2 separate regions of the Mus musculus genome follow, and region 2 is linked to region 1. A link is a loop called in an ENCODE intact Hi-C map of the cell type or tissue named here. Cell type or tissue: gastrocnemius. All regions are shown on one strand. Links, peaks and the distances in the headings refer to the core of each region. The heading gives the core; the rest is flanking DNA.

Region 1 (16,205 bases), core at 3,984-11,983:
AAAGATCCACCTGGGGTGGACTCCTTTGGAATGAAGGAGAACTTGATCAGGATAGTGAAGAAGGGATTTGCTTGGTCTTCTGGGCTCTGGGGTTTGCATCATGTGGCTGGAGGTAGGGTAAGTATCTGGCAGTGGATGGTACCAAGAAAAGGTAGAACAAGACTGAGCTAGGCTGTGCTACGAAGTGCCCTCAGTAAGCTGCAGGGTGCCATCTGGATGCAAAGCAGCACCCAGCACTGCCTCCATGGAAGGGAAGTCTCCTTTCGCACCTTCCCAGCGTGAGTTTTCTTTCTCTTTCTTTCCTTTTCTGTGCAATAGTGAAGCTTTCCATAATGCCAAGCATGGTGCCTGTTAAGTGGGCCCAGTCCAGTGTTCAACTCAGTGTGGAGAGCTTTTGGGGCTGCTTCTAGGAATTTGGCAGGAATTTGATATCTGACTGCAACAATGAAGTAGGCTCAAGGCAAATACAGCTGAGGAATGTGTTGTACTCACCATCCTGGTAAACCCCTAAACATAGTGACCACTATGTTTAACATAGTGAAATCATTGCCTTGATTTTCACCCTACTTGTCCCTTGACTATTTTATTTTTGTTCTTTGATTAATTTATTTATGCTTTGTTTGCTCCTCAACTACTTTGTTTATGCCTTAAGGACTGACCATATTCTTTGTATTTACCCACAATGATGTAAAAGCAGACTGGGAAAAAAAATTAAACTTTCATGCTACCATGTTGTCTAATTGTCTTTTTTCTTTTTAATGCTCACTCCTGCCCTGCAGAACCCGTTTGACTGACTGAGTTGGCTTGGTCAACTCAGCTGTTTCCCTTCATGCCCAGAGCTGGTCTTAGACTAACATCTGTTCATCCCACTAGATAGGCATCCTCTGTGGGACTTTCTACACTAGACAACTCCTTTCTTGCCATCTATGGGATATTATAATTCAGGCTGTGCAAAACATATTCCTGGCTTTCTCCACGGACCCTGACCTCTGGATTTATATTTCTATGAGATGGAAACAAAAACTTGGAAGTGTTTGCCATACCATCTTCTTTAAATCTTCACTCACAGGTCAGGTGTGGCGCTGCATGTCTGTAATTCCAGAACTTGGGAAACTGAGGCAGGAAGATTATGAGTTTAAGGGTTATATAGGAAGAAGCCCTTCCCCACTTCTCTGTTTGTTTCTTACACACACACACACACACACACACACACACACACACACACACATCAGTCATTGAAGGACAAAATGTTTGAGCGGCTGAAGTTTTTAAAAAGAGGTTAAAGTTGGCCTGATTGCAGAATACCTGTCACCCAGTGAGCATGAGGTGGGGAGTGAGGTCCAGAATGCCTCACAAAATGAGCATAAAAAAAAAAAAAAAAAAGTTGGCAAAGAAAAAGGCCAGAGCACACACAGCCAAGACTGATTAAAACTGGCTGAAACCATTGGCAGAGGCACTGTAGAGCAGCTGAAGGTGACCTATGCCTCCCCGGGACATTAAGAAACACAAACCTATGTGGAGATTTAAGTGGCTGATGAGACAAGTGATTAATGAAGTTATATGTAGACAAGACAGCTCATGCTCAGAAAAGCCCACACTATGCAAATGAGCTCCGAAGCACAAAATATGTTACATAAAGCGTAATCTAATTCTTCATTCCGTGGAGCTATTTGGGCGAGTGAACTCACTCTCTTTCCTCTGCCCATTTCCTCTCTTGCAATACATTGTCTTTCTTTTTCTATTTTTTCCCCCAAAAATATGGAGTTTATTTTGTGCAGACCAATTTCTCTTGGGCATGGAATTTGCCCTAGAGTGTAGTTACCACTCCATTTGAGTGACTGACTTTTCCCTTGTCAGAAGGCATCAGCTGCAAGTAGCTTCTTGGTTAGGGGTGGGATTTTGTGTCCCCTTAATCTTCTCAGTGCTGGGATTTTTTTATTGGATATTTTCTTTATTTGCATTTCAAATGTTATCCCTTTCCCGGTTTCCCCCCTCCCGGAAACCCCCTATCCCATCCTCCCTCTCTCTGCTTCTATGAGGGTATTCCTCTACCCACCCACCCACCCACCCACCCACCCACTCCTACCTCCCTGCCCTCAATTCCCCTACACTGGGGCATCTATCGAGCCTTCATAGGACCAAGGACCTCTCCTCCCATTGGGACATGGCAAGGCCATCCTCTGCAGGGTATGCAGCTGGAGCCATGTGTATTCCTTTGTTGATGGCTTAGTCCCTGGGAGCTCTTGGGGACTGGTTGGTTGATATTGTTGATATTGTTGTTCTTCCTATGAGGTTGCAATCCCCTTTAACTCCTTTGGATCTTTCTCTAGAACCTCTACTAGGGACCCCGAGCTCAGTCCAGTGGTTTTCTGTGAGCATCCGTCTTTGTATTTGTAAGGCTCTGGCAGGGCCTCTCAGGAGACAGCCACATCAGGCTCATTTCAACATGCACTTCTTGGCATCCATAATAGTGTCTGGGTTTGGTGACTGTATATGGGATTTTTCTATTTTTTAAGGAAAGATTTAATGTTTAATTTTTAATTACATGTGTATGTGTGCTCATAAATGCAATGCCCGTGTAAGCCATTAGGGGGCAGTGGATCTCTGAAACTGTAGTTAAAGGCAGATTATGAGTCTCCCAAAGTGGGTGCTAAGAAACAGACTAGGGTCTTCTGTTAACCGCTGAACCATCTATCCAGCCCCAGTACATCCTTTCTCAACGGCTTGCCTTACGTTGTCTGCTAAGTGGAGATAACAAAGCAATCACTAAGGTATAGCTGAAGAGAAGGTCTTTATTGTAGATAAGAGAGAGAGTACAGGCAGAGGCATCTGGAAGAGTCCAGAGCAGGGAAGGAAAATATAGACTGAACTGGCCATGAAAGGAGAGACAAGAAGGGAGAGACGGCAGAGCGAGAGAAGAGAGAGGGCAAAGGAGACTGAGAGAGAGGACCAAGAGAGGAAGGAGCCAAGAGCAGAGAACCGAGAGAATGCACAGCCTAAATGGAAGTTATATAGGAAAGAGAAGCTTCGGAATGAAGCCCCTGGGCGGAGAGGTTTAGGGTAGGGGGCGGGGTCAGGAGAGCTGAGAACCCACAGGTACTGCTTGAGCCTGGACAGCCAGCGTTAGCTTTAGTGTGCTAATTAGGCACCATGGATAGCCTTTTGTTCGGATAACCAACCCTTGGGCTGAGGCAGGAAGGTCGCAGATTCAAAGCCAGTCTGAGACTCTGTTTCAAATCAAACTTTTGTTTCGTTTGTTTGTTTGAAGTTAAATCTGTGACTTTTACCTATCAGTACTAGCTTTGGGTGAGAAAGTATGAAGTTCTTCGCCCTAATAGCTGTCAGTTATCACCTCTCATGACCTCAAATGACCTCTTCTTTCCCATTAGTTCTCATACAACTCTGTTCCTCAAGCTTTCCCAAAATATCTTAATACTTTCACAACTCTGTGCCGATAAGTATAAAATAATAAGGGCATCAGTGCCTTTAGAGGCCACCAGTAAATAGCAAGGTGCCGAGGTAAATTTGTCACCAGCCCCACCCATCCCAGATCCACTGGCTGCTAAGTTGCCTGCCGCGTTGTTCTACCTCAAGTGGCTGGGATCCAACTGCCCCAATTCCAACTGCTGCTGCCTGGATCCGGTTAGATCCGGTTAGAGAGAGGAAGGGGACATCTGCCTTACCTCCCAGGGCAGAAATGGCAGGGCAAACGCCTTCTGCAAAGAGAGGCACCAAGGTCAAAATGGAGCAAAATTATGTTGTTTGCTGGTTAATGGCTAACTAGCTTGCCCCTTTATTGTCCACAAAACTTGGCGACCTCCTAGGTCTACGTGGCTGTTGACCTTTCCCACGGCAAGGAGGGAGGGGTTTTCTTTCACTGTAAACACAGTTGACAAATAAAACACTGAGCGGACTGGAGAGGCGTGTACTGAAAGGAAGCTGTTCTGTACGTAACCACCTTAGCGGGGATGAGAATATTCCAAAGAGACGCTTGCTTTTGATCTTCTTTGCCTACCAGAGTAGACAAGTGGCCCCCAGGAAATTGGCATTTCTCATGGAATCTAATGCTGGAAGAGGGAGAAGGCTGAAGGCAGCCAGAGAGGGAGCCTGTCTCCCAGAAAGAGTTTTCATTGGGTTCAGACTTAAGACTGCCGTGCAGGAGAGCCCGGAGCCCAGACAGTGCCGGTGGAATCGCACCTTGGCCAGGAAGGCTTAGCCATACACACCTCTGGCTTCCCACTGGAAGCCAAGCCTCTTGTTGAAACCCTGAGTATGGACTTGGGGAGTCCTGGACTTCTCTCTCTCTTCTCTCCAGTGCAGCCACATTGAGTAAATCTCACCTTTCTAGTGTTTTGCATTGCTTGTTTATTTAAGTGACCTATCCAAGATGGATGGTCAAGTCTAGCTTGCTAGGGCTTCCCAGGGTCTGTACCCTGACACTAACCAGCCCACAAGAAAACAAATCTATGGAGTGCTTGCTGGTCTCCATGGTTCTGAGGGAGCTTAATGATCAGAAGCCATTCAACAAACACCCAGCAGGGCCCTCTGCCCTCTGCTGTTGAAGACCAAACCAGCTGTGAACAGGTATGTAAACAAAGTGGCACACTGACCCAATAAAACTTTATTTATAAAACCAGGTAGCAATCTGAATTCAACCCAGAGTATACAGTTAGCTGACCTGTGCTGTGTGCTACATATATGGACAAGATATTGTATATATACAGATTCTATATTACACTGTTTGAACAGACTAGACACTATATAGCCTGTGTTTTATACGTTTGCCTGGACAGTATACCATTCTTTTGAACAAAATGAGGTAATGTATATCTGTGACCCATGTTTCATTAATTGTATTTAACACACTATTCATTCAAAACAGATAGCTTTACCTCGTTACCTTATCGGTTATATCAATCTATATTATATTTTATTTGAACACACCCTCTTTAAAAAGCTAAGAACAAGTTCCTTATAAAAAAATATCCTTGTGCCTTTGATCAAATGGTTTTAAAAGCCAATGAACATCTGTTGCCCTTGTAGGCCAGAAAAGGAGTCAGAGTCCCCTGGCATTGGAGTTGCAGGTGGTTTTGGACTGCTCTGTGGGCGCTGGGACTTGAACCCCTGTCCTCTAAGTGCTCCTCGCAGCTTAGACCTCTCTCCAGATCCATCCCCAGCTTTCAAAATCAACAAATATTGCAAAATTCTCTCAGAGGCACTGTACATCCTGTAGGCAAGAAATTTTGGCCAACTTTAGGTGATTTCAATTCCTAAAGTAAAGGGGCCGGTGAAAACGATGGCACTGGATGTCTCTGAAAGACCCTACACCAGTGGTCCTCAACATTTCTAATGCTGTGACCCTTTAATACAGCTCCTCATGTTGAGGTGACCCCCACCCCCAGCCATAAAATTATTTAAGTGCTACTTCCTAGCTGTAATTCTGCTACTATCATGAATCATAATTTAAATATCTCACATGTAACCCCCTTCCCCCCAAAGGAGTCATGACCCACAGGTTGAGAACCACTGCTTTAAATGAAATGGCCACCCAAAGACGGGGTAGCTACACATGTAGTTCAAATGACCCAAAGGAAGCCAGAGTGGGGTACTGTTGGCAGGCGCAGCAGCCCAAAGACAGGTGATGGAGTGAGATGTTAGGCTAACATATGGAGAGAAGGACTCGCCTGGGACTGGCTAACAGGGAAACTTGCTTAGTTTTAAGGAATGATCATAACATGCAAGGATGTCAGGAGGCATTGAAAGGAAATATGTCAAATAGCCCAAAGAGTTGTTTGTGAGCTTTAAAACCTGGGGCTAAAAAAAATAGCAGAACAGGCCGGGACATGCCCGGGCAGGCCCATCATTACCTGTCCTGACTGGCCTGGTACCTCCCTATCTCCCGCCCTTCTGACAGTCTGTTGATGTTTAAATGGACCAATCATGTGAAACCGCACCAATTCCTCCCCCAGCCCCACCCCTTTTCTATAAAAGTCCCTAGCTTCCAAGCCTCGGGGTCGAAACCACTGTCTCCTGTGTGAGATAAGTTTCGAACCAGAGCTCCGCCATTATGGCTCCACCATGTGGTCGACACCTCTGTCTCCTGCGAGAGATATGTGTCGGCCCGGAGCTCCGTCATTAAACTACCTCATGCTTTTACATCAAGATGGTCGTCTGTTCGTGGTTGTCTGTTCGTGATTCTTGGGTGCGTGCCGAACGACAATTGAGTGGGGGTTTCCCCACTAGGTTCTTTCAGCATGATGTGGCCAATCAGAAAAGAGTAAGCGACAGTAGCAGGGGCAGGAACAGGGACTTTGAGTTTACAGATATGTTATGACATAACAAACATAGAAGAGAATCATTTTTCTTTCTAGAGTTTCTTGTGGCTCCTTGTTACTTTCTATCAGTCAGAAGATTGGTCACCCTCAGTTCTGACAGTCATTTTTATTGTGGAATTACCAGAAAAAAGTTCTGCAAAAGTGTTGTACGTAGACCTAAGACACAGGGTGTTTAGGAGGGTAAAGGCTCAGAGAAGAAATGAGGGAAGAATGCTATTGTCCTCAAATGTGTTAAAGGAGATCGTGAGGATACTGCAGAAGAGAGCTGATGGCTCTGCCACAGACGGGATTTCTTACAGTAAAAGTCTTCTCACAGGGTCATAGAGTAACATACGTTCTGCAGGAGAAACCCAGTCAGGCATGGTGGTGCAGCCTTTAATCTCAGCATTTAGAAGGCAGAAGCAAGCGGATCTCTTGAGTTCAAAGCCAGCCTGGTTACAGAGTTCCAGGATAGCCAAGAAGCTACACAGACAAACACTGTGTTATAAGAAAAAGAGAGGAAGGAAGGAAAGAAGGAAGGAAGGCAGTTGAGGTTTTGTCTTTTGCTATGTGTTGTAATGCTAAATACTGGCCCTCAACGCCTGGTTGCCTCCAGGGATTAGTGAATCCACTAACTAACTTAACTTAAAACTATTGGTTGAATAAAGATGCTGACACCCTATAGCTGGGCAGAAGAGAGGTAGGTGGGGTTTTGGTTCCCTGGCTGGGAGTCTGAGGCAGGAGCCCTGGGAGCAGGGTGGGGATACGGAGAGAGGAGAAGATGCTATGGGGTGGGTGTGTCATGAAAACATGGCCCCAAGGAATGGCCAACTGGAGTTAAGAGCTGCCCAGTTGGAACACAGCAAGTTATAACTCGGGGTTACTGATGGGGAAATAGATTCTAATAGCTCAGAGGGTAGATACCTACCCAGCTCTAGTGCATATAAAGGTTGTGTATCTTTTATCTGAGAACTGAATGATCAAAGGCTGGGTAGAAACCCCTGATTGAGATTAAATATTTGCAACAACAAGAAAGAAAGAGAGAAAGGAAGGGAGGGAGAGAGGAAAGAAGGGAGGGGAGGAAACGCCTACTTGCTGGGCACCACTCCTAACTTGAGTACTCTAGAGACCCTTTGTCCAGGACAGCCCTTAAAACTTAACATGCAGGAATTGCTGCTTTCGAAATGTGGTGCTGGCTGACTCGGGAGTTGGAGGCAGGAAGTTAGAGCCTGTGTATCTAACAAGTTCCAGATGACACAATGCTACTAGCCCGCAAACCACACTGTGAAGATTAAGGACTTAAGCCAGAGGCTCTGGGACTTGATTGCACACTGGAATCCTCTGAAGAAAAGGGGATGTTTCCCTTCCAAAAACTTTTAATTCCCAGAATAGAACTACCCAAGACTGACCATGGTTTATCATATATATATATATATATATATATATATATATGTGTGTGTGTGTGTGTGTGTGTGTGTATATGTATATATGTATATATGTATATATGTATATATGTATATATGTATATATGTATATATGTATATATGTATATATGTATATATGTATATATGTATATATGTATATATGTATATATGTATATATGTATATATGTATATATGTATATATGTATATATGTATATATATATAAACAATGTCTCAACTACAAGAAAATATAGTAATAATTATTGACTTTCATAACTTCTGAGAAACTAATCTCTCAAGTTTTTTACAAGTCTAAGAAACTACTAGAGCCACAATTCCTAACTTATTTTGTAGTATATTCATTTGACCACAAGATGGCGCCAAAGGAACAAACTATGCATCAGGAAACCTTGCAAAGCCGACGCCCCCCCCCCCCCCCCCACACACACACACACACACACAAAGCTAAGAGATAGAGACCACCTTCCCAGGTCTGAGGAAAAATCGATCACAGAGTCCTTTAAGAAGTGATCACATTTATAGAAAACAATATGTATACACAACCGTAAACACAATTTCCAAAGGTCTACAGGACCTGAAATTTAAATTCTCCCTTACCATTATCCATCTATCCTTCTTCATATCTCCTGCTTCATAAAGAAAATAGAACCTGGCCCTACCTAAATCTTCCGATTTGCTCACTTCACCCTCCATCTTCCTCTCACTGTCATAGAACAGACTCGGTTTTTTTTAAGGGGTTTTAAATATTTATTTTGTGTATGTGGTGGCGGAGGTCAGATGACAACTTGCAGAAATCAGCTCTTCCCTTCCACTGTGTGGGTTTGGGGAGTCGAACTTCCGCTGTCAGCTGTGGCAGCAAGCCTGCTTAGCCACTGGACCATCTCTTGGGCCAGATACCATTTCTTTTCATTGAAGGTTAAATTACCCTGTCCCTGATCTGTTCCACCCTGATTTCTGCCAAAGTTTGTACCTTCTTGTGTCAGTTTTACACCCACTCACTTTTCTGATATTTAGAATAGCATAAAGTCTTTATTTTAAAATATAAAAAGCCAAAGGCTATCACACAGATGTATGTCATGAACATTTATGGCTTTCTACCATATACTTTCTGAGTTTATATGAAGTCAGCGCTTATAAAAATGAAGTCATATCTGTGCGTGTGTGTGTGTGTGTGTATGAGTGTGTATGAGTGTGTGTGTGAATGTGTGTGTGTGTGAATGTATGTGTGTGTATGTGAGTGTGTGAGTGTATGTATGTGTGTATGAGTGTGTGTGAATGTATGAGTATGTGTGTGAATGTGAGTGAATGTGTGTGTGTATGTGTATGTGAGTGTGTGTGAGTGTATGTATGAGTGTGTGTGTATGAGTGTGTGTGAATGCGTGAGTATGTGTGTGTGACTGTGTGTGACTGTGTTATGTGTGTGAGTGTGTGTGTGAGTTGTGTGTATGATTGTGTGTGTGAATGTGTATGTGTGTGAATGTATGTGTATGTGAGTGTATGTATGAGTGTGTGTGTTTGAGTGTGTGTGATTGTGTGTGTGAGTGTGTGTATGTGTGTGTGACTGTGTGTGACTGTTATGTGTGTGAGTGTGTGTGTGACTGTGTGTGTGAGTGTGAGTGTGAGTGTGAGTGCATGTGCATGCCACGGGTGGTGTTCCTTAGGCCCTGTTCACCTTGGAGGTCTCTAGTTGGCCTGAGGCTCACTGATTAAGCTGGGGTGGCTGACTAGAGAGCCCCAAGAATCTGCCTGCCTCTGCTTCCCCAACACGAGCGTTACCAGGGTCCCACGTGTGGATTCTAGGCAGCAAACTCAAGTCTTGTTCATGCTTGCAAGGTAAGCACATTACCAGCTGAGATACCACCGGAGCCTCCTAGCCTTTTTCTTTTTTAAAAAGTGCTTTTAGTAATGGTGTCTACTTGTAATTTCTGTTGCGGTAAGTAATGAAATCCTTGGGGAAAGACTACGTGTCTCTCTGACAACTGGGACGATAGACTGTTCCATTTCACAGGTCAAGTAACCCGAGAGAAAAAAACCCACAGGCAGAATGAGAGATTATGGCTACCAAAGAAGGGGAACGTGGGCTGCATCTCTGATGCTGTGGTGGCATATTCTATGTCATTTATTTATGTATTTGCTTATTTATCTGCCTGTGTAACTCTGGATGTCCAGGAACTCACCTTATAGACCAGGCTGTCTCCTGAGTGCTGGGGCTAAATGTCTGTGCCACCGTGCCTGGCTGGCATCTTTTAGTGTTAATAGCAAACAATAGCTGGGCAGGTGCAGTGATCAACAGTGGTCCACACAGTACAGAACACTGCTTCTCTCACAGGTTACTTCTACTCCCCGAGCCTCTTTACAATCTAGCTGTCTTTGGCTAGAATCTGTTTTCTAGTCACACTCTGTGGCTGGAAAAAAAAAAAAAAGGACCCAAAACAACCAAAAAAGCCCATGCAGACCAAAAGCCGCTTTAGGGAAAAACGCATTTATTTGGCTTACACTTCCTGGTCATAGTTCATCATTGAGGGAAGTCAGGGCAGGAACCCAAGCAGGAAATTGAAGCAGAAACCATGGAGGAGCACTGCCTGCTGGCTTGCTCAGGCTCATGTTTAGCTTACATAGCCTGGGACAACCTGCAAAGGGAATGGTGTCACCCACAGTGGCCTTGGCCCTTGTATACCAATTAACAATCAAAACATTCTTTCCACAGGCATGCCCACAGTCTAGTTTGATCTGGGTAGTTACTCAATTGAGACTGCCTTCTAAGATGACTGCGTCAGGTGGCTCTGCCAAGTTGACAGTTAAAACTAACTCGGACATTCTGGGTGTTTTTCAAAATCGCAATTAACTACTCAATAAGAAAGCCAGTTTGGGAGTAGGGAGAAATGAGGAAATGTTGATCAAGGGGTACTTAGGCTGTCCCTAGCTCTGAGAAATAAGGTCTGGTGTTGTGATGGTTTGTATATCCTTGGACCAGGGAGTGGCACCATCTGAAGGTGTGGCCTTGTTGGAATAGGTGTGACCTGGTTGGAATGGGTGTGTCACTGTGGGTGTGGGTATAAGATCCTCACCCTAGTTGCCTGGAAGTCAGTCTTCCACTAGCAGCCTTTGGATGAAGACATAGAACTCTCAGCTCCTCCTGTGCCATGCCTGCCTGGATACTGCCATGCTCCCACCTTGATGATAATGGACTGAACCTCTGAACCTGTTAGCCAGCCCCAATTAAATGTTGTTTTTTTATAAGACTTGCCTTGGTCATGGTGCCTGTTCACAGCAGTAAAACCCTAACTAAGACAGGTGTTTATTGCATATTTATTGTGTACAGTTTTAAAAGCTGAAAGGAAGCATGGAAAATGTTTACAGATCACAGCAGCTCCTGTCAGGACCCCAGCTGCCATACGCCATGCTCCCGGGTCATCAGCGCATAGATGTTTCTTCTTCTGCCTCTACCATGGTCAAGAAGACACAGCCAGATGTACTTGCCAGGTTTCTTAGGAGCCAACGAAATAGGATTTGAAGAGAAAGATATTGCAGCCAGTGAAGACACTGGGGAAGTGTCTAGCTGCCTGAAAGACAGTCTTCTCCTGGCAGCCTTCGGATCAAGATGCAGAACTAACTCTCAGCTCCTTCTCCAGCACCATATCTGCCTGCATGCTACCATGCATAATTGATAATGGACTAAACCTCTGAAACTGTAAGCCAGTCCCAATTAAATGTTTGCCTTTATAGGAGTTGTCTTGGTCGTGGTGTCTCTTCATATGAATACAGGTGCTAGAGAGATGGCTCTATAGTTAAGAGCACTGGTTGCTCTTCCAGGGGATCCAGGTTCGATTCCCAGCATCCACAAGGCAGCTCATCACCATCTGTAACTCCAATTCCAGAGGATCTGACATCCTCTTCTGCTCTTCAAGGGCACCAGGCAGGCATGAGGGGCACAGACATGCATGAAAGCAAAACTCTCATTCACGTAAAAGAAAATAAAAAATTAAAAAGAATACTTAATTTTCTTCAAAATAATATCAATATATCCTGCCTTTCCTCGCACTCAAATAACATGAATGGACAACACAATTTTTAGGATCATCAGTGTGGCTGGCAACTCATCTCAGAGAGTAAAGGTGTTTGTTACCTACCGAGCCTGGAAACCTGAAGTTTGACGCCAGGACCCACAGAGAAAGGAGAAAACCAGCTCTCCGATGCTGTCCATTGACCTCCACACGTGTGCCATGGCAACACACACAGCCGCAGGAAATAACAAACAAGCAGACGAATAAATAAACAAAATGTTCACTAAGTATCTTTAAAAGAAAGAAAATCCATTGGTGTTAACACATGTTTTTTATTTTAATTATATTTTTATTTAACCCAATTCACTTAAAATATTGTTAGTTCATGTAGTCGATACAAAAATTAGTGAAGTATTTTACATTATTTCCTACATTCTACGTCTTTTTGTTTGTTTTTTTGTTTTATTTGCTACTATTTGTTTTGTTTTATTTTGTTTTGTTTTGTTTTGTTTTGTTTTGTTTTGTTTTGTTGAGGCAGGATTTCTCTGTGTAGCCCTGGCTGTCCTAAAACTTGCTCTAAAGACCAGGTTGGCCTCTGCCTCTGCCTCCCAAGTTCTGGATTTAAAGGCATGCGCCATCACCACCAGGGTTCCAAGTCTTAGAGTATATTTTATCTTGTTGATTTAATTTGAAAGTATATTTTATCTTATTGATTTAGTTTGAGACAGGGTCACAAGTATCTCAGGCTAATGGAATATAATCAACACTGCCCCTAACTTCTGCATTAGCATATTACCTGCAAAGACAAGAAATAAATATCATTTAAAGTGAAGGAAAACCAGTATTTTAAAATTCTAGAAATAGAAACTCAACAACAAATTAAGCTATCCCTACCCTCCTTTAAAAAAAAAATGCCAGCACATTACACATGGTGGCAAGCTGCTTTGAACAAACTGGGAATAAACAGTAGGCCAGGGAGTCCCAGAAAATCCAAGCCAAGAGCCTGGAGGCCAATGATGTCCGGGGACGCTGCCAAATGGGGCAAAGTTGAAATTCCTGTGAGTGCTGAGAGTGGAATGTGACACCTCAGCCTACTGAGGCTTGGGCTTCTCTCTCTCTCTCTCTCTCTCTCTCTCTCTCTCTCTCTCTCCCTCCCTCCCTCCCTCCCTCCCTCCCTCCCTCCTTCTCCCCCTGCGCTTCGCCCTCCCCCACCTCTGATGGTGGTCTTGTGGAAGTTTGAGTACAAAATCCTACCTGCCCGAAGAAGCCCTCTCCAGCACACAGCGTGCAGCCTAAAGTGGAGAACTGAAGGCCTGGGAAGGGACAGCACCCCATATAAGGACATGCGCAGGAAGTCAAAAAGTGGGGAGAGAGGCTGAGAGCCTGAGGCTGTGCGGCTTCCCAAGGATCCAGGGCTGCCCTTTCAATGCTATCCATCCTGCTGCTTGGATGCCTTACTTAGCATGCCTGATGGGTCTTTCCTGTTTATCTTTCTCCTAACATCCGACCTTCGTCATTAAATAAGACCTTTGCTGCTAAATTAGTGTGCACTCATAAAATGTGTCATGTTAAATTTATGAGCTTCTAAAAAGCCAAGTTGCCAAATATATATATATATATATATATATATATATATATATGTATGTATGTATGTGTATGTATGTATGTATGTATGTATGTATATATATATATATATATGTATATATATATATATATATATATATATATAGTGTTTAAACACTCCCCAGGGCCAGTGAGATCGGTCAGCAGTCAAAGGCACCTGCTGCCAGGCGCAATGACCTGACTTTCATCCCCGGCAGCCACATAATGGAAGAACGGATCCGAACTAAATTCTCCTCTGGCTTCCACATACACACTGTAGAACCTACACACACACACACACACACACACACACACACACACACACACACAAGCACTCATGCGCGCACAAAATAAAATGTTTTGTGAAAACTGTAATGTGTTCCCTGAAAACTTCACATGACAAGAGACAAAATGTCAGCCCAATACTCAGGGCGCGTGTGAGGAGAGGTGGGGTAGATTGAGTGGTCTGTAATCTATACTCCAGCTCTGTATAATCTACTTGACGATAGGCGGGCTCAAAGGCGCACTCTGTTTTCTCGGCTTCTGTTAGCGGGTGGCTATCCAAGGCACGGTTAGAAAGCGGAGGAGAAAAAGAACGTAGTTCCAGCAGTGATCACGACATTTTGTAGGTTGAAAAGCAGCCTCTGCCAACCCGGGAAGCAGTTCCCCAAGGTAGGTGAAAGGGCTTCCATAGTTCGCCCAACCTTCGCCTGAGGCTCTTGAATCTTTCACCTCAGCATTTTAAGATGTGGGCGAACGTCAAGTCATACTCAAGCCTCTTGAGAAACAACAGATACCTACAGAAGGTTGGATTGCAGATCATGGATCGTCCAGAAACGAAGGAACACATAAAAAGACGGGACCTCCTATGCCTGCTTGCCCAAGCTGCCTGAGATTTCCATTCTAAAGCAGGAATCCTCCGGGTGGGGCCTGCTCCCTGACAACTAATGACGTCAAATACTCTGGGAACACCGATTGGCTCAATTACTTGGCGCGCTCCAGGAGAGCGAGAGCAGCTCCTCGAGACTGGCTGGCAGCGACTGACCGGCTCCTCCTTAGTGCAGTAAGCGTCCTTGGTGGCCCAGTGGTTGCTAAGCAACGGGAAACATTTTCTCCTGGGACTAGACTTCTGTTCCCAGACCAGGTATTGCTGGGCCTCTGGAGACCCTTCGGGAACGCTGCTGTTGAACCGCTTGGTGAGTCCATTGGAACTGAACTTTGGGCAGAGTCAGACACTCAGCAACCCCTCCCCAGGGATAGAAAGTCTCAGAAAAGATGGATTCAGTGATAGCTTCCTATCCCGGGGGACAGGAAAGCGAGGACTAGAGATGCTAGGCTTGCCCAAGACTACATACTGACTGTTCAAATCTAGACCTGTCCTGTTCATTAGACGCCAGGTATAAATTTACCCGGAAAGATAAGACATAGCCCTGCCTCACACAGCACCGTTATGCGTTGAAATGATAGTTTAAATATTAAGTAGAGCACATCATTAAAGTCAAGACCTTTCGTTTCTCATAGGCTTACTTGAGACGTTAAAATTGCATAAAAGACTTTTGATTTCTATTGGCACTGAGCCAGATTAAAATGTAGGCATGTCCACACCTGATTCAAGATGTTTTGTTTGTTCATTCGTTTGTTCTCTCTCTCTCTCTTTCTCTCTCTCTCTCTCTCTCTCTCTCTCTCTCTCTCTGTGTGTGTGTGTGTGTGTGTGTGTGTGTGTGTATACACCTGTGTGTGCACCTTTGCATATGAATATGGGAGGCTAGAGATTGATACTGGACTGTCTTCTTCAATTGCTTCTCCACCCTGTTTTGAAAAAACAGAGATCTCTCACCGAATCTGAAGTTTGGATAGCTTGGCTTGAAGTCCCTGAGCAGCTGCCAGCCCCTCCTTCCTGCCCCAGCCTACAGCCACCACCATAAATGCCCCCACAGAAACACTCCCCCAAGCAGCTCAACCAAAGCCACTTGTGGCCTGGAAGGCCTTCCCATCCCAAACCATGGACCCAAAGTAGGGAAAGGGGGTTGAAAAGAAAAAAAGCCACCAATCCATGGCTGGCTAGGATTCACCTGTGTGCCTCTACTCCCCTGTGCTTTGGTTACATGCAACACTTCCATGCCTTGCTTTTTACATGGGTGCTAGGGATCCGAACTCAGGTCCTTATGCTTGGTGTCTGTTTGCTGTGTATGTGTGTGTGTGTGTGTGTGTGTGTGTGTGTGTGTGTGTGTACTTGACACAAGCTAGAGTTATTTGGGAAGGACTCCCAACTGAGAAAACACCTTTGTGAAATTGGCCTAAACACTTGTCCGTCCAACATTTTCTTGGTTGATGATTGACGTGGGAAGGTGCAGTCTACCACAGGCTGTGCCACCTTTGAGTAGGTGATCATGGGTTGTATAAGAAAGCAAGCTGAGCAAGCCATGAAGAGCAAGCCACGAAGCAGTGTTCCTCAATGGCCTTTGCTTCAATTTCTGCCTTCGGTCCCTGCCCTGACTTCCCTTCAAGATGGACTACAAGCTGTAACATGAGGCAAACCCTTTCCTCCCCAAGTTGCATGTGGTCAGTGTTTTATCACAGCCATAGAAACACCAAGACACTCGTCTAACAAACAGTTTACAGATGGAGCCATCTCCCCAGACCTCTTACCTGCATCTATAAAACCAAATTCCTGGGGAAACGTTATGTGTACTGGATCTGACAAATGTAGTGCTCAACATCCTTCTCTTTATCCTTCCAAATCCAAGCAGGTGCAGGCCCAGACCAGGGCTTCTTCAAGCCAGGCAAACATCTCAGCTGTTATCCCTCTAGTCCCAGCACTCTGTGGGGAAGAACTCTGACT
Region 2 (8,000 bases), core at 1-8,000, 75 kb after region 1:
AACTTCAAACACAGCAAGATAACAGGAGCGAGCAGTTCGAGTGCACAGCAGGCTGAGAAGTTAAACTCGATGTTGTCTGTTCAGGTGGATAAAATCTAACCCGTATACTTTGAGCATTAAGTCACTTAAAATCTAAAGGCAAAGGGAAGGGGTCCCACAGCCCAACTTAAAAGACAAAGCCATAGTATAAGAATGGCCACAAGACAGAAATATAGATGGAATTGTTGGTAGAGGGCAAATCAGACATCATTCTATGAATGCTGGTGAACAAGGCAAGTTAAGGGCCGGTTGGCGGGGCTGCAATGAACGACTCAATGTTTCAGACCAACACATTTTTTTAGATTGGCATGTTTTATGAGGGATGCTGTTGTGTGTGGGGAGCAGTCGGGAGGAAGGTGCTGTGAACGCTTCCTCCAGAGGATTCAGCTTCGTCTTTTGACAGATGAAAGCCCACCAGAGTAACTACATTGTATAAAGGGGGTGCCAGTCGCCTAATGTTGAGGGCAAGAGAAGAACATTAAACTAATCAAACATATGCCATTAATGACTGCAGAATCCGGGGCTCAGAGATGGCTTCGTCAGTAAACATTTGCTATACCAGCTTTAAGACCTGACTTCAAGTCCCGCCACTCACACTTTAGAAAGCTGGGATGGAGCAGGGAGGTGATGCGTGCTCACAATCCTAGCACTAAAGAGTCAGAGACGTGTGCATCTCTGGGGCTCACTGACCATCCAGTCTAAGCAGAGTCCTGGGTCCCACTGGGGGATGCTGTCTCAAAACGGAAGTGAGGAACATCATCCTAGGTTGACCTCTGGGCTCCACATGCATGTGCATTTATGAGCATGCGAATTCCTATGCATACAAGGGCACAGGCATGCATGCACTCACGTGCGCGCACACACACACACACACACACACACAGTCTCTTAGTTAAGTGTCCCCTAGTGACCTTTGAGAGAATACACAGGGTTGTAAGCACAGTGAAAGAACAAGCTTTGCAGTTGTCTGTGTAGGAAGCTGTAGGTGGGCCTATAGTACTTGTTCAGATGAGTTATCCTTAAACGGGCCCTTGGAATTGCAAATACCTTGAGCTCAAGGACTCATGCGTCTGCCTGTGTCCTGGCCTCTTCTCCCTGAAGGTCCTACTTGATGATAGCACCATCAACATTGCAACCATTGCCTCATCCCGGTATGTGGGTCCCCTGAAGTCTCGAGTGGATGACTGGCAGAAACAGCTTTCCTTATTTAATCAAACACTGGTAAGTAGGGGCAGTTTCAGCTCCTGGACTCTGATTTGGAGAGCCACAAAGCCTTCGGAAATACTGATTCTGTGGGGCGAGGGACGCAGCTCAGAGGTAGAAGGATTGACCAACATGTACAAAGTTCTGGGTTTGCTCCACAACACCATTATATGTGTGCATATATGTATGTGTGTGAATGCACACACACACATATTGTTGTTTTAATATATAATTCAGAAGTATAGGATTTAATTGTTGACATTATGTTCAGAATGAGAAGAAAGCACACATGTATTTGGCTGTTTACATCATACTGTCACTTTTATCATCATTGGTAAATTATTTTGATAGGCGAAAAAATATCACAAAATTAGAGTTATACATTTGTTAGCAACATAATTATTAGTTAGGTACAATACATCTGGAGTCCCATAGTTGTGTGGGTTAGGAAGTGATCCTGGCTTGTACTGGGTTCCTCTGCTCAGGGAATCCCATAGCTGTGCTATTCCTAAGATATGGCAATCTGGATAACTCCTCACTAAGACTCTCTCCCTGGGTGGTCCTAGGCTGGGCTTGTATGTGTTTAGGAGTCATCATGAACCTGTAGCCCACCTGCCTTTCAAACTTCTGCAGGAGATCATCTTGCCTCCCAACAGAATGCTTCCTCTACACATTTAATCATGAGTCATGGGACCCCTCTGGCTTTCCACACAGCTGACTCGTAATCATCTTCAGTGGAAAGAGAGGGTGGATGGAGTCAGGCTGGACAGAATCTTGGGCTCTTTTAAGAAATTTTGTTTCGAAGAACTTATGGGGCCTCTCCCAAGGAAAAGATGTAGTAATTCCCAAAGCCACAATCTCCAGTCTAACCAGTGATTATCCAGTTGGAAGCTCCAGGTTGACAGTCCCATGTTTTTCTCCAGGAAGAGTGGCTGAACTGTCAGAGAAACTGGCTCTACCTAGAAAGCATCTTTAATGCCCCAGACATTCAGAGGCAGCTGCCTGCAGAAGCCAAGATGTTCCTTCAGGTGGATAAGTCATGGAAGGAAATCATGAGGAAGGTCAACCGGCTGCCTAACGCGCTCCGGGCTGCGACTCAGCCAGGTAGAAACCCCAAGGCAAACAAGTAGAACAGGGAGGCTCCCTGCTTGTCCGACATGTGCATCACCTCTAAAGATCTCACTGGCCAGTTTCGGCTTGTTCACTAGAACGAATTAAAAATATTACCACTTATGCACCTGGCAGTGGTGGACAGACACACCCTTGATCCCAGCACACAGGAGACAGAGGCAGACAGATCTTTGTATGACCAGCCTGATCTACAGAGCAAGTTCCAGGATAGCCAGGACTACACTATTATATATATATAATTTCCACTTGTTGCAATTCAAGTAACAGATCGAAATTGTTTTAAAGATTTTTTCCTAGCATATAGTAATTATACATAATGACGAGTTACACTATGGCACTTTCATGCATGCATGTCATGTATTTTATCATATTCATATTCAGCCCCACTGCCCTCTCTGGTCTTCATCCCACTTCTGCTGATCCCCCTCCAGTCCCCTCCCACTCCCATGTCTTTGTGTGTGTGAACCGACGAGTTCAGTGTTGTTTACAGGATAGCGGCTGTCTTGCTGGTGGCTGCACCACTGGAGATGTCATGTCCTCCCACAGCATCGGGGTTGGAATGTTTTAACAGTGTATACTCACTGAGGTTTACACTCTATACCAAAGCCTTGGACAGCTGGCTTGTCCTATGGCTAATGGCAGCGTGTGACTCTGATGGGCCATAGTCTCAGACACCGTCCCTGCCTCAAAAAGGCAACTTTGTGAGCTATGTTCATTGCCCAGAGATTCTTACAGAATTTATCAGTTGATAAATGGAAATAGTCTTTTGAAATAAAAAAGAATATGATTCCAAAATACATCTGGCCTTAAAGACTTCAAATAAATTAGTATACACCTGTAATAAATCTGATTCCAGCTGATGATAAAGCCATGGAAAATATTAAAGTAGAATAAGGGAGTGTCTATGGGCTAGTATGTGTGTGTGTATGTGTTTGCATGCATAAAAGCATGCATGTAGTGCCCACGTGTGTGTGTGTGTGTGTGTGTGTGTGTGTATGTATGTGTGCATGTGTAAATGTGTGTATGCATATATCTGTGCATGAATGTGCGTGTGTATGTATGTGTGTATGTGTGTATATGTGCATTCATGTCTGTATGCATACATATATTAAAATGGCTTTTGAGCAGAAACTTTCAGGAAAGAGTGAGTAAAAGTTTCTGTGGCTCAGAAGGAGAATTGTTGATGGCAGAGGGAAGAATAAAGAATGATGTGAGGTCCCTAAGATACACACATGCTTAGAAAGTTGCCAGATGGAGTCCCATCTGGGCTGGAGTGGAGTGCTTGGAGATTGAGTCTTGCTTAGGACACAAGGCTAAGACCAGTGTGTGTAAGTAGGTGGCTGGCCACTAGATGGCGCTGTTGACTATATAGGGTCTCAGAAGACACTGATCTGGGATTTGAGTCTTGGGCAGGTAGGAAAGCAGGCAATGTGATCAGTATCAAAGGTACAAAGATGAAGAGTCATGAAGGCCACTGCCTAAGGAGTTCCAGTTTAATAATGAAGAATAATAGCCATCACCACACCTAGCACTTAACCATGACAGAAAACATGCCAATAAGAAGCTGACAAGGAGGGGCTGGAGAAATGGGTTAGTGTTAAAAGCACTAACTGTTCTTCCAGAAGAATGGGGTTCAAATCCTAGCACCCACATGGCAGCTCACAACTGTCTATAACTCCAAGATCTGACACCTTCACACAGACACACATGCAGGCAAAACACCAATGCTCAGAAAATTTAAAGATAAATAAGTAAATTAGTTAACATTTTATAAAAGGAGAGTGGCAAAGAATAGGGATGTTCTAGACGCTGGCTCACGGCCCCCTAAAAGCAGAGGATGCCTGCCAAAATTATTTTAAATTAAAAGCACTGTTCTAGCGAGGTAAATATTAGAAGATTACAATCAACTAAGTGTAATAATTCTTGGGCTGGGAGATGGTTTAGCAGTTAAAGTAATGGCCACACAAGTAAGAAGGCTGGAGTTCAGGCCCCCAGAACCTGCTCAGATACAGGGTGATGGTTGTGGCTCACACGCCATCCATCCCTGGATGCATTATAAAACCTGAAGGCAGAGACAGGGAATACCCAGAGTGAGCTAAGTGAGTCAAGATGGGAACTCTGGGTTTGGCTGAGAGACCCTGCCTCAAAAAAAGGGTAAAGGAACCATCAAGGAAGAGTCTTCATATCAGTGCCAGGCCTTGACTACACAGACACGTGCATAACTGCAGACACACACCCACACACATATACATGTGCTCCTGCAAACATGTATACATACCACATACATGAAAAGAAGAATTTTTTTAAAAAAACTAAGCTTCTCTAACAGTACTCCCATTTTATTATTCACTATTCTACCAAACAAAACAAAGACTTTTAAAATGCTAATATCTTTTGCTTTCATTTGAAATCATATTCTCTATTTTAATACAATTTGGCCAACTTTTTTTTTTTTAATATAGGACTTCTGGAGACTTTTCAAAACAATAACGCATTACTTGACCAAATTCAGAAATGTCTGGAGGCATATTTAGAGTCAAAGAGAGTTATCTTCCCAAGGTAAGTTAAAAGACAACAACAGCAACCTGAGATGTCTTGTTGGGGAGCAGATCGAATGGGGATGCAGATCACACCCTCAGACAGCAGAGACCTGGACAGGAGAGGAGGATACCCATGCTCCCATCCCTGCAGACTTGCTTCAGACCTGTTGGGCAAATACTGAGCTTTGATAACACTCGGAGTGGAGGAGAGCAAAGTTGTCTCTCCTGGAGAGTACAGGGGACCCACAGAACATCACTTCCCACATCCTCAGCTCTGCAGCGTCTCCAGCCTTAACTCTTCTATTCCCTGTGTTTAGTGGGGGGTCCTGGAGTCTGCACCCCTCTCACCATGAGTCCCTGTGAAGCCTGGCAACTCACCTTGCAGTGTTGGCATGATTTGGAAATCTAGAGTTTCAGACAAACCCAGGACTGAAACAATTGCATTTTTAAGGCACACTTGCATCACGTGACCCTGAGTGTGGTCAGGTACAGACAAGCTCATTCTTTACCCATTTTGCTTAAAATGACACAGAAACACATAAAAGATGCCTTATTTCTAAGTATGGCCACGGTACGGTTGGAAATGGTATGTTTGCAGAATCATATTCTGTCACTTTTAAGGGCCCAGCAACTATCTTCAATGGTTAGTGTGCCCATCTGCCCATCAACTCTTCAATGGTTAGTGTGGCTCAAGGCCTAGGAAGACCAGCAGGCAAACCATTGTAACAAGACCCACTGTTATTGATAATTCTTGGAAAAATCCTTTCTGTTGTAGCTACTGGGCCTAGGTGTTTGAGATACATCATTAAAAACCTTTACAAGAACTTCTTTAGGGATACGTGGCCTGCTCCTGATCCCCAAACAAGTGTGATTAGAGGCCCGGGGCGTCCTCCTGGCAGCACCTCGTCTCTTACGGCTACCCAAGGCTGGGCATCGGTCAAGTCAGGCTTCATGTTAAAGTGCCTTTACCTTGGCAGGTTTTACTTCTTGTCAAATGATGAGCTCCTGGAGATTTTGGCCCAGACACGCAATCCGCAAGCCGTGCAGCCTCACCTAAGGAAATGCTTCGACTCCATTTCAAAGCTCGAGTTTGCCCTCATGCCTCCTACAGAAGGGAAAATACCCGGCATGGATACTGAGCCAGAAAAGGTCTTCACCAACGACATCTTGGCAATGCTGTCACCTGAGGGGGAACGGGTAAGGTGCTTTAGATTAATAGTTCCCTGTAGATGAACATGATTACATGTCTGGGACCCGGGGTACAGGTCTCTCATTCTCACCCTGCGCTTGCCAGAGACTCTGCTAGCCCAGCAGTTTTGAGGATAGCTGAGATAAAACTCTCACCCTCAAGGAGCCGGAAATCTAATGGAGAAATTGTCCAGCGACTAGAAGTCACCATGATAATTGCAATGGATGGTCTGTTTGGGGAGTGAACTGGCAAGAAGCAATCAAGGATTAGCCAGCTTTGCAAAGAGGAACAGTGGCTGGCCAAGCGTGCCAGGCCTTTGCCAGGATACCCGGATCAAAATTCATCATCCTCTAATGGCTTCCACAAAATGGAATCACTAGCAGGGTGACAGGGACCTTCAGTTGTATGTAAATGACTTAATGAGCTCTGCGTGAGAGTTTGTTACTTCATCTCCTCTAGAGCTGTGTAGCGCCAGCCTATGGAGAACACCCACTGAGACAATCAAGTATAGGCAGACTGAAGAGCACAGAGGACACACACACGTATACACACATACATACATACATATTTACGTAGACACATAGATGCACACATGCATGCATGTATCATTGCTGGTGCTGAAGGGAAAAAATAAGAGAATTAAGGATAGAACATTGAGAAAACATGAAAATTCAAAGGCAGGTGAGAAAGGTGGTTAGGGGAATCCCAAACAAGCAGATATCCGAGTTATTAGAAATCAAGAAAGAAGCATGAGAAGTGTGGGGGTTAATGTGTCCTGTGTCTGTCCGCTCCTGGCTCTGCACTTTCCCTTAGCAAGCAAGCAGGAGAGCAGGTGTAGGGCTATGAGAAGCCGAGGGACCCCCGCTCCAGGGGTCGGAGAGCGCAGTCTGGGATCCCCAGGGACTGCCAGAGCCCTCTCAGGAATCTCCTGGGACTGTGGACTGTGCAGAGGCCCTAGTCATCTGGTTCTTGGGCACGCAGACGACAGAAGAGCTGAGAACAGAGTGGGGACCTGCGGGGTGGATCTAACCTGGGGCCGAAGGGGAAAACAGAGGAACTCCGGCTGGGTCCCCCAGGAAAGAGAGTCCTTGGCTTGTTTCGGTGGGCAGCTTGGCTTGGTGGAGGCCATGGCTGGGAGCACTGAGAGGCCTTCTGTGGGAGACTAGCTGCGGCTCTTTAAATGAAGGCCCGCTCCATGAAAAGAGACAGTCCATGCTTTTAAAGCATTTATTGTCATGGCAGAGAATGGTGATGAGTGAAACAGTACCCCACTTTCTCAGGGCGGACCTGAGGTTAAATATCTTTTGCAGGGAGGAGTGTCTGGGAATGGGAGCTTAATTGGCTAAGCCCTTCAGACCTTTAGGTCCTCATTAAAATGGAGATCGGTCTTGAGGCTATGTGATCTGTGGTCATGTCCTCCACCTATGGAGGGGTTTGGGGCATTGCCCTTAGGTGACTGACTGATGGCCACAGAATTATGGAGAGCTGCAGCCTCGTGTCAGGGTCCTGGTGTCCAGGAGCATGGCAAAACTCCTACCATCCCTTGCAGGGTCACCTGGGTTTCAAACCTAGCTCAGCCAGAAACCAGACTGCCTTTCACGGTCCCACAGAGAAGTGCCGAGATGTTGACTGCACCTTTCAGCTGTGGAGACATGTGACTAATGAGAGCAGAGCTACAGCAATGCTCAGGGTCCACTTCAGACTACAGCACTGTGATATGGGAAATGATTAAAGAAATCCATGGGCTCTGTGGGGGACCTTTCAAGGAGCTAGCCCTAAGAGCATGCTTCGACTAGAAAGCCCCAAAGGGCTGGGTTATATGCTGTGATGTCAAAGGCCTCCCTGTTTACAAGGCTCCGGATTTAGTTATAGAAATACAACAGGTGGATAGTTTGCAA

What was found. Peaks named below come from ENCODE experiments on the same cell type or tissue, not always from the same donor. Only the 100,000 strongest peaks of a DNase experiment are listed, where the experiment ranks them.
Region 2: it touches region 1 in a loop (3-fold over the local background); 11 of 42 quality-filtered maps call a loop at or near these places.

The regions. Positions count from the first base shown.
Region 1 is chr6:73,219,913-73,236,117 of GRCm38, reverse strand. Gm40377 (a long non-coding RNA gene) reads right to left here and starts at 13,321. Exons shown (of 3, transcript XR_869180.3): 1 at 13,016-13,321; 2 at 11,888-11,965; 3 at 10,284-10,387. It overlaps Dnah6 (dynein, axonemal, heavy chain 6), which reads left to right and starts at 14,487. Exons shown (of 77, transcript NM_001164669.1): 1 at 14,487-14,559. In gastrocnemius, for the core only: a CTCF peak has its summit at 8,095 (motif pointing right); no DNase peak of the experiment used is centred there; H3K27ac peaks cover 758 bases.
Region 2 is chr6:73,149,601-73,157,600 of GRCm38, reverse strand. Dnah6 (dynein, axonemal, heavy chain 6) reads left to right here. Exons shown (of 77, transcript NM_001164669.1): 21 at 1,141-1,260; 22 at 2,166-2,346; 23 at 4,836-4,932; 24 at 5,891-6,110. Among named protein-coding and RNA genes, the nearest start is that of Gm24533, 12 kb to the right of the region's middle. In gastrocnemius, for the core only: no CTCF peak of the experiment used is centred there; a DNase peak (open chromatin) is centred at 3,722.